Linked DNA regions of Homo sapiens: region 2 is linked to region 1. The links are chromatin loops, found by intact Hi-C in ENCODE. Cell type or tissue: CD14-positive monocyte. All regions are shown on one strand. Each heading gives the region's core, and the rest is flanking DNA. Links, peaks and the distances in the headings are about the cores only.

The links. Hi-C counts contacts between places; a loop is a spot of excess contacts. Peaks named below come from ENCODE experiments on the same cell type or tissue, not always from the same donor. Only the 100,000 strongest peaks of a DNase experiment are listed, where the experiment ranks them.
Region 2: it touches region 1 in a loop (9-fold over the local background); 19 of 110 quality-filtered maps call a loop at or near these places.

Annotation. Positions count from the first base shown.
Region 1 is chr9:18,253,114-18,257,631 of GRCh38, reverse strand. It overlaps a transcript of ADAMTSL1 not described here. Among named protein-coding and RNA genes, the nearest start is that of ADAMTSL1, 220 kb to the left of the region's middle. In CD14-positive monocyte, for the core only: CTCF peaks have their summits at 2,196 and 2,401 (motif pointing left); a DNase peak (open chromatin) is centred at 2,381; H3K27me3 peaks cover 203 bases.
Region 2 is chr9:19,455,138-19,459,655 of GRCh38, reverse strand. No RefSeq gene overlaps it. Among named protein-coding and RNA genes, the nearest start is that of MAP1LC3BP1, 6.0 kb to the left of the region's middle. RefSeq lists enhancers at 1,777-1,916, 1,931-2,225, 1,820-2,415. In CD14-positive monocyte, for the core only: CTCF peaks have their summits at 1,840 and 2,052 (motif pointing right); a DNase peak (open chromatin) is centred at 2,045; H3K4me3 peaks cover 559 bases.

The sequences.
Region 1 (4,518 bases), core at 1,367-3,866:
TTGAGAAGCTGCTCAACTGTTTTTCATAGGGGCTGTACTATTTTACACTCCCAACAGCAATGCACGAAGATTCCAATATCTCCATATCATCACCCACACATTTTATTTTCTGTTGTTGTTATTATTATTATTTTGGAATAATAACTATTGTAGTGTGAAGTGATATTTCATTGTTGTGTTATTGTACATTTTCCTAATAACTGGGGTGTTGAGCATCTTTTCATGCGCTTATTGAACATCTGTATATCTTTAGAGAAAATGTCTATTCAAGTCCATTGCAAATTTTTAATTGAGTTGGATTTTGTTTTGAATTCTCTGCCTTTCACATTATCTTTTTGGATCTCCTCCATTCTGTAGCAAGATACTCTTGATAAATTAGAAAATTACAAAATAACTTTTTGTTTTTAAAAAACATTTTTATGAAAAATTTCAAATATGAAAATTTAAAGAATTGTGTTGTGATGATCACCATACCTGACATCTAATTTTTGTAATTGATATTTTATTATATTTGACTTATTTCATACCTATCATCTATCCAACATTCTACCTGTACATCAATCAAGCTTATTTTTTGGATGAATTTAAGATAAGTTGAAGATATCAGGAAATTATTTTTAATGAACAAAAACCACTCTCATGGAATGTGTAAGCTTGAGGCAGGGGTACAGCTGTCTCTGGGACTTCTCTGGCAGATAAAGTACAAGCACAGAAGAGGGGTAAAAGTCAGTGGGGGTTTAAAACTCTTTTACTTTGAATATGGCTTAATGAAATTTCTTGGGAAAATGAATCAAAGAAAACATTCCCAAGGAACAGGCAGTGCTGACAGGGAGATGTCACTATCAGAGCACCCGGGCTGTATATTACGATGGTTGCTGGGCAACACCGCTGGCTCATCTGGTTCACATGTAAATAATGAATCCTGGGCTAGAAGCAAAACTTCCTGAGGCTAGTAGGTTCCAGAATTAGCTCTTAAGCCTCTCTGTCCCTCTCCTACTATAGCACTGGCTCCTTGGTCTTCCCCAATGGGCTGTTAACTCCTTTGATGTCAGAAACCATATTCTATTCATGTCTATGCCCATTTCTTTTTCAAAACATCATCTAACATCTAGGATAGTGTTTTAGACAGAGAAGGTTCACAATGACTTTTGCAAGCTCCATTAAGCATCTATATCCTCCAACCTCAGGGTTCATTGGACTGTACTTTGCATTCTTTCCTGTACCTACACCCTACCTTTGAGGAACTCCTGGAAACCCTGTCAGGAGTTCAAGGGTCTAAGTTGCCCTTTCTTATTGCAACCAACCTATTGCCTGCCTAGCGTCTTCCATCTTTGTCAAACTTCTCATGCTTAGACAAACGTCCCAGCCTGTACGATGCCCTTTGCCTTTGATCCAGCATGAATAAAACCCTCCTCAAGGTCATTTATGAGATTTCATGTCATGGAAGCTGAGTAAGAAGGGGACCTTCAATTTAAAGGTGCAGAATGTAGACTTGTAGACTATGCTCAGAGAAGCATTATGTCACATTTTAAGAAATGGAATCTCATGATAAGAGTGAGAGAAATTATGCTTTTCGGTTGGAAGAGCATCTTCAAATAGGAAACAAGGAAGATTGCCAAAGATAATGTTGTAGTCATCCAGACATGAAAAATCAAAAACAGGGCTCTTTGATGGGGGCGAAAGTCAGTTGCATATGAGAAACAAGACCACAATCAGATTTAGAAACAGATTATAATCTCTGCTTCGCAGTTATGTAGTCAGAAAGACTCCCTGAGTCTTCTGACAAAGAGGGTAGATGGAAAGGCTTACCAAGGGCCAGCTGGAGACCAGGGAAAGAGGCAGAGAGGTGGGAGGGAGTGGGCAAGGAGTGGGATTTCGACAGAACGATGAATTGCATCCAAATAAATAAGATTTAATAACAGCATATGAAAAGACAAAGTCCTCATTTTCACCTGTCTCTGGATTTGCAAACATAGATATTTCCTTTAGAGAGGAAACCACTATATTTATGATTGGTTCATATTTCACACCTTTATTCATACATATCCTGTAATGTAAAAGGCCTATTTCTTATTACATAGGAAATGCTAAATGCACTGGGGAGTCACAGAAATGCTCAAAGCTTTTCTAGAAGTTAACATAAGTAGCTGGTCACAGGAGTACAGCCTAAAAAACAAAGCCTTCTTTCTGACTCTGCAGAAATTAAGTACTGACATGTGAAACCTGCTGAGAGTTTCGTCTGTTTTTACTATCAAAGCCTCATTCTTTTTTTTTTTCTAAGTATGAGCATACACACATGATTTAAAGATGCTAGCAAACGCTCATACGCCTGCCGCTTATACGCCTGCTACAAGGTAAAGAATGCGGCAGCGCCCCCTAGTGGTTTCTGTGTGGAGTTACAGCCTACGAATGTGCAAATACACGGGACCCTTCAGCTTTCATCCCTTGACAGCCAGGACACTAAAACACCAAAAGCTGGAATTTGTTAATATTATAATGCCAAACAAGATTTCAAACAATATCAAGTTTATTAGGAGGAAAAATGAAGACAAGTCAGATATAGAAACTTTCACTCAAACATTTAATGAAAATAAATGCAATATCATTTGCAAATCCAGTAAGGTCACACTTTAAATACAGAAAAAATATAACCTATAGATCATCAAACGCAGGTGAGCTGGCTTTGGAAAATTGGGTTTCTATTGCTAAGACAAGGGAAGATTACCAATTTAATTCTTGCTCTAGATAATGTCATAAATTTAGCTCCTTATGTATCAGATTTAAGTTTAACAAAGTAAATTAGCAAAGCCGACAAAATTTTCCCCTTCTTGCCACATAGCTAATAACTTTATACATACCAACTGTTCTTAATTTTAAAAATGATTGTAAAATGCTCCACTCACAATTCTCTTCTTCCCACACTTTCTCCTTACTGCAAAGTGTATTTAAGAGTACTGGGGGGGGCGGGGGGGCAGGCGCGGTGGCTCACGCCTGTAATCCCAGCACTTTGGGAGGCCGAGGCGGGCGGATCACGAAGTCAGGAGATCGAGACCATCCTGGCTAACATGGTGAAACCCCGTCTTTACTAAAAATACAAAAAAGTTAGCCGGGCGTGGTGGCGGGAGCCTGTAGTCCCAGCTACGTGGGAGGCTGAGGCAGGAGAACGGCGTGAACCCGGGAGGTGGAGCTTGCAGTGAGCTGAGATCGCGCCACTGTACTCCAGCCTGGGGGACAGAGCGAGATTCCATCTCAAAAAAAAAAAAAAAAAAAAAAAAAAAAAAAAAAACCAAAAAGAGTATTGACGGTAGTTCCATAGGTGAGGCTGTTTAAGATACTATGAAAAGAAAACGTGGCCACCCGTCCGTAAATGTTAGCCCTCAAATAATAATGATGACTAACACACTACTTGTTAAGAGTTTTATAGAGTTTATCTCATAGCAAACCAGTGAGGTGGACGTGATTAGCTCTCCCATCCTACAGGGGAGGAAATTGAGTCTAAGACCACACAGCTTACAGGGTGGCTCAGGTAAAATTCAGATCTAGGGAGTCTGACTCCAGAGCTCAGGCTCTTAATCACTCGAGGAGGTGCTGCCTCCCAAACACGATGATATCTGGTCTACAGTGGCAGGTTGCACACAGATGGGTCAGCACGTGAATTGGCACGTAAATTTGTTGCCAAAGGAATGAAGATGGCAATGTGCTTGAAAAGTTGTATATCATCAAAGACTCATCAAAAAGCATGCCATTATCACTGCTGGTGCTTGCCTCGTCCCACTACCTAAGAACTACAGCTTTAGTAGTGTGTGTGAAGCTAAGATTCTAGTGGAATTGTTATTTAAGGGGAGATCTCCGGAAATTATGGGGCTGCTCCTACTAGCTAGAATTTCTTTAAAGCATCAAATTGGATTAAAATGAAAGACCTGAAAAGCAGTTCCAGCTAGAAACAAGGAACCAACCAGACAGACCACAGGGAAGCTTGACAACTTCTAGAAAGAAGCATTTTCCCCTGACTTTGCCCACAGAGCAGTGAGAGATATACAACCCAGGTCACTTACAATTTTTTGTAAGCTGCTTCTGTTCTTGGGGTTTAGGAAGTAATCAGCGACGCTTCCTATAGTAATGGGGGAAAGTGGAAGTTTTCATTCTATTTTTAGAAAAGAAATATAGGCCTAGTTTTTTACACTATCTTTGATAAAATTAGACAACTAGTTAGAATTATTTTACTTTCTTGTTATTTTTTAGCACTAAACTAATATATGATCATTGTTACCAAGAAAATCTTCAAAAGATGTATAAAGGAGAAATTAGTCATCTCCATCCACCCAGGGTCCCTTTCATTCCCTCCTTCCTGAGGTAACCAATGTTAACATCCGATGTTCATCCTTCTACCACTTTATGTATACCCATACAGACATATACACTCATATATAGACATAGGTAAGGTTTCAGCTTTTTATTTGGTTTAGAAATGAGATAGTACCATACATATTGTTCTACACCTTGGTTTCCTCACTCATC
Region 2 (4,518 bases), core at 622-3,121, 1.2 Mb before region 1:
TCGTGTGTTTAGATGTGTATGGAATTCCTGTATACATTAGTGAAAGCTATTTACTATAATAGGGGAAACCCAGATTCCTTGCATCTGGGCCCTGTACTGATCATTAAAGCAGTTCCTGTCACCTGCTCTCCCCACTGCATGCATCTGTCCACTTGGCTAACTTTTAATATGTATATTTTTACATTATGTAAATTCTTAACCAGCCTGTCTCATTTAGAATGTATACATCACATCTGACATTATTGTAACTACTGTGTGATCAGTAAGATTCCTATAAGACATACTGCTTTTTAAAAAAAAATAAATAACATGCTGAGGGGTGACCTATAGCCCACATTAGTGAGTGGTCACTTTATTTGCAGGATCTTTAAAACAAGTACATTTTTAATGAACTAAGTTGAATAAAGGTACAATTAAAAGCTGTAAAAAAAATACTTTCTACATATTCAACACTGAATTTTTTAAGTATTTTTAATCTAAGGCTGGTTGAATTCACAGATACACAACCCATGCATATGAAAGGCCAACTGTATTTTACCCAATTATTTGTACTAATAGGACAGTTTTGAAACTGACAATTCCAATTTGGTGCCCACCTATATGAAAACCTTTAACTCATTTGCCATAAATCCTCTGTGGAAAGAGAATTAAACCTAAGAGTCAAAAGTCCTGGGTTCACATCCTTGCAATAGCAGTGGTCAAAATACATTTCCAGTCGTACCCAAAACAGGAATAATGGTAATGCCAGCCTCGCAAAATAGCTGAGAGGAGTAAATGAGACCATTTATGTGAAAGATAACTTATGTGATGGGCTGTCAAATAAGGTTTGCTTGTAAGAAAATTCCTAGGGAGTCTACCAATAATATTCCTAGGGAGTCGACCAATTATTTCACTGGACTGAAATTCCGTATTATATGTGGCTCATGGTTTATCAGTTAAAGCTTAGAATTCTCGCTCCTCCCTGGTGAAAACTCACCACTCTCTCCTTCCTGCCTCCCTAGCACTGTTGATTCCTCTCCACTACGGGGATTTGGCAGAGTCAGTGGCCTTCTCCCCTCCCCAGATCTGAGCTGCTCCATCCGTCCCCATAACCCTCTGCAGGCAGCATAATAGGTAATACCACACAGACACTTGCTGAGTGTTGATTTAAATTAGATTCATCTTTAAAAAGATCTGAGTTATAATGACATTTGACTTGTGTAAATTGAGCTATTAATCCCAAAAGTTAAATTTCACTCCAGTGGATTAAAAACTTCCTCCAGACTGGTCGGTGGCTAGTGCCTTTTGGCCCAGCTACTAAGGAGGCTGAGGCAGGAGGATCGCTTGAGGCCAGGAGGTCAATGCTGTAGTGTGCCATTATGGAGCCTGTAAATAGCCCCTACCTTCCAGCCTGGGCAACACAGCAAGACCCCATATCTAATAAACAAACAAAAACACAAAACTTCCTTTAAATCACATCTACCTTAAATTGGTTTTAAATACAGCCCCTTTGTAACCTCAGGTTCCACATCCACCTATTCAACATGGATCGAAAATATTCAGGGAAAAAGAAACAGTAAAAAATCATAACACAACAATAAATAATAATACAAATAAAAAGCAACGCAGTTTAACAACTGTTTACACAGCATATACATTGTATTAGGTATTATAAGTAATCCAGAGATGATTTAAAGCACACAAGACGTGCATAGGTAATATGTAAATACAATGCTATTTTATGTATGAGACTGGAGCCTCTGGGATTTTGGTATGGGGGTTGGGGGGTCCTGGAACCACGAATACCGAGAGCCAACAACAGTATTTGCTTTCACATTGGGCAACCTCTAAAACACCCGGGGTGGGGGGTGAAAACTGAATTTCTAAGGGAAGAGAGGAGAGGAAAAGGAAGGGAGAGAGATGCTTGGAAAAATGCAGGGAAACATACCTGGGCCCAGAAAGAGATTACATAACTTGGCGTTTTGAGACAATTGGTGATCTCTGGGATGATTAGGAACTGGGAAGGGCTTCGCTTGCGCCACATAGCAATGCCTCAAAAACCCACAAGATGGCAGTATTACTCCAGGAGCGTCTCCGTCCCTCCCACCCAGTAGCTAATGGCTTTCTTTGTTCACAGGAAACCCTCTCTCCCAAATATCATCAGCGCCACTGTATGTTTTCCATTACTTCATGCTCCTGGCCTTACCTTCAGCCAGTTTCCTATCACTAGCCCGAATATAAAAATAAACTACTGTTATTTGTTACATCTTAAAAATAGCACTTTGGTCTCTGCTCTCAATTGCCAAAGCAGCTGAATCAAATGTTTTGTTTTAATGAGAAGCATAAAATAAATAAAAACCCAGGTGAGGGTGATCTCTTCCTTTTTGTGAGTTAACACCCAAAGAGAAGACTTCCCAGGTAAACTAGGTGTCGCCAGGCTGGAGACAGTTAGAGACAGAAGTGCCACTTGAGACAAGATAAGTTCTGGGAGAGAGGGGCTGCCAGCCCTCTTAAAACGGGGCCGGAAAGGAGGCTGAGAACCGGCTCTGGAGACAGTGGAGAACAAAATCTCAAATACCGTATCTTTTAAGTTCTTATTATGAAAAAATCCAACTATACAAAAGTAGACAGAACGGTATGACAAACCCAAACACCATCTTAAGAACTGTGAAACTGTAAACCAGGAAAGAGGCTGCAAGGAAAAAATCTAAGTTCCCAGTTTGTTGAGGAGCCCTAAGATGTCACTTGCCAGAACCCTGGGTCTGCCCACTCCAGCCCTTTGTAGTATAGTTCTTTAACACAGTCTTTCAATGTAATGTCTTTTAATGAAAAGTCCTTTAAAGAAAAGAGTGGGAGAGGCTAGCCCCTGAGCTCTGGTCTTCAAAGGGCAATCTGGAAAAGGGAGCAGGTGTGGCTGCATCAACTCCCAGCCAGACTCAGAAAAAGAGGTCACCCAAGAGGAGAAACAAATAATCCAGACTGTCGGGGAGAGAGGCACACACACCCGTGCCAGTGCCCCAAAAGCAGAGCTCTCAACTTCCTCAGCCACTGTCCCTGACCACAGCCTCAAAAAAGTTCAGTCCCGAAGACTGAGTAACCAATTTCAGCACCAAAAGGATTTGAGTGCTTGCTTAGTCTCCTGTTGGGCAGAGGCTGTTTACCTGGATGGGCTACTAGAGATGTCTGAACCCCCAGAAAATTATATACTGATTGAATGTCCCTTATCCAAAGTGCCTGGAACCAGAAATGCTTGGATTTCAGATATCAGACTTTGGAATATTTGCATTATACAGCATCCCTATTCCAAAAATCAGAAGTCTAAAATGCTCCAAGGAATATTCCCTTTGATTTTTATATAGGTGCTCAAAAAGTTTCAGGTTTTGGAGAATTTCTGATTTTTTATTTTTGGATTAGAGATACTCAACCTCTACATGGACGTTTTCCTACAGCTTTTATATTGCCAAACAACTATGGGGCCACTCCTTGTCCCCTCACCTCTGCCAGAAAAAAAAAAAAAAGTCTAAAAACCCACTGTAATGATACAGATAATGCTTATCCAGTCTTTCTTCTCTTACGATTTTTCTTTTTTTTTTTTCTTTTTGATAAATGGTCTCACTGTTTGGCCCAGGCTGGAGCACAGTGGCACGATCTCTGCTCACTGCAACCTCTGCCTCCTAGGCTCAAGCAATCCTCCCACCTCAGCCTCCTGCGTAGCTGGGACTACAGGTGTGTATCACCACACCTGGCTAATTTTTGTAATTTTGGTAGAGACAGGGTTTTACCATGTTGCCCAGGCTGGTTTTGAACTCCTGAGCTCAAGCGATACACCCACTTCAGCATCCCAAAGTGCCAGGATTACAGGCATGAGCCACTGTGCCCAGACTATTCTTCTAAATCTGATGATCTGTGAGTCCTTTCAGTTTAAAAAACTGCCACAGAAAATTAAAAGAAGTAGGTAAAAATTTTCCTGCTAAATTTATGATTTTAAAATGTCACGATCTTCCTTCTAGTGATTTGATGAAATCCAGCATAAATGAACTGTATTCTATATTTGAGATTTTTGGGTTTTTTTTTTTTTTTTGAGACAGAGTCTCGCTCTGTCACCCAGGCTGGAGGGCATTGGTGCAACCTTGACTCACTGCAACCATCGCCTCCCAGGTGAAAGTGATTCTCCTGCCTCAGCCTCCTGACTAGCTGGGACTGCAGGTGCGAGTTACCATGCCCAGCTGATTTTTGTATTTTTTTTAGTAGAGACGGGGTTTCGCCATGTTGGCCAGGTTGGTCTCGAACTCCTGACCTCAGGTGATCCACCCACCTTCCCCTCCCAAAGTGCTGGGATTACAGGCACGAGCCACCGCACCAGGCCTATATTTGAGATTTATATCTATATGACATGACTATAGAAGTTTTAGTAAAAATAAACTGTTCTTAGGTATTTTATGCTGGAAATATTTTCATGTGTTAATTTCACAGCTCTGAGAAGAAACCAACAAGGAACAACAATTACTTTACGCATTTTTAATAACAATGGTACCCAAT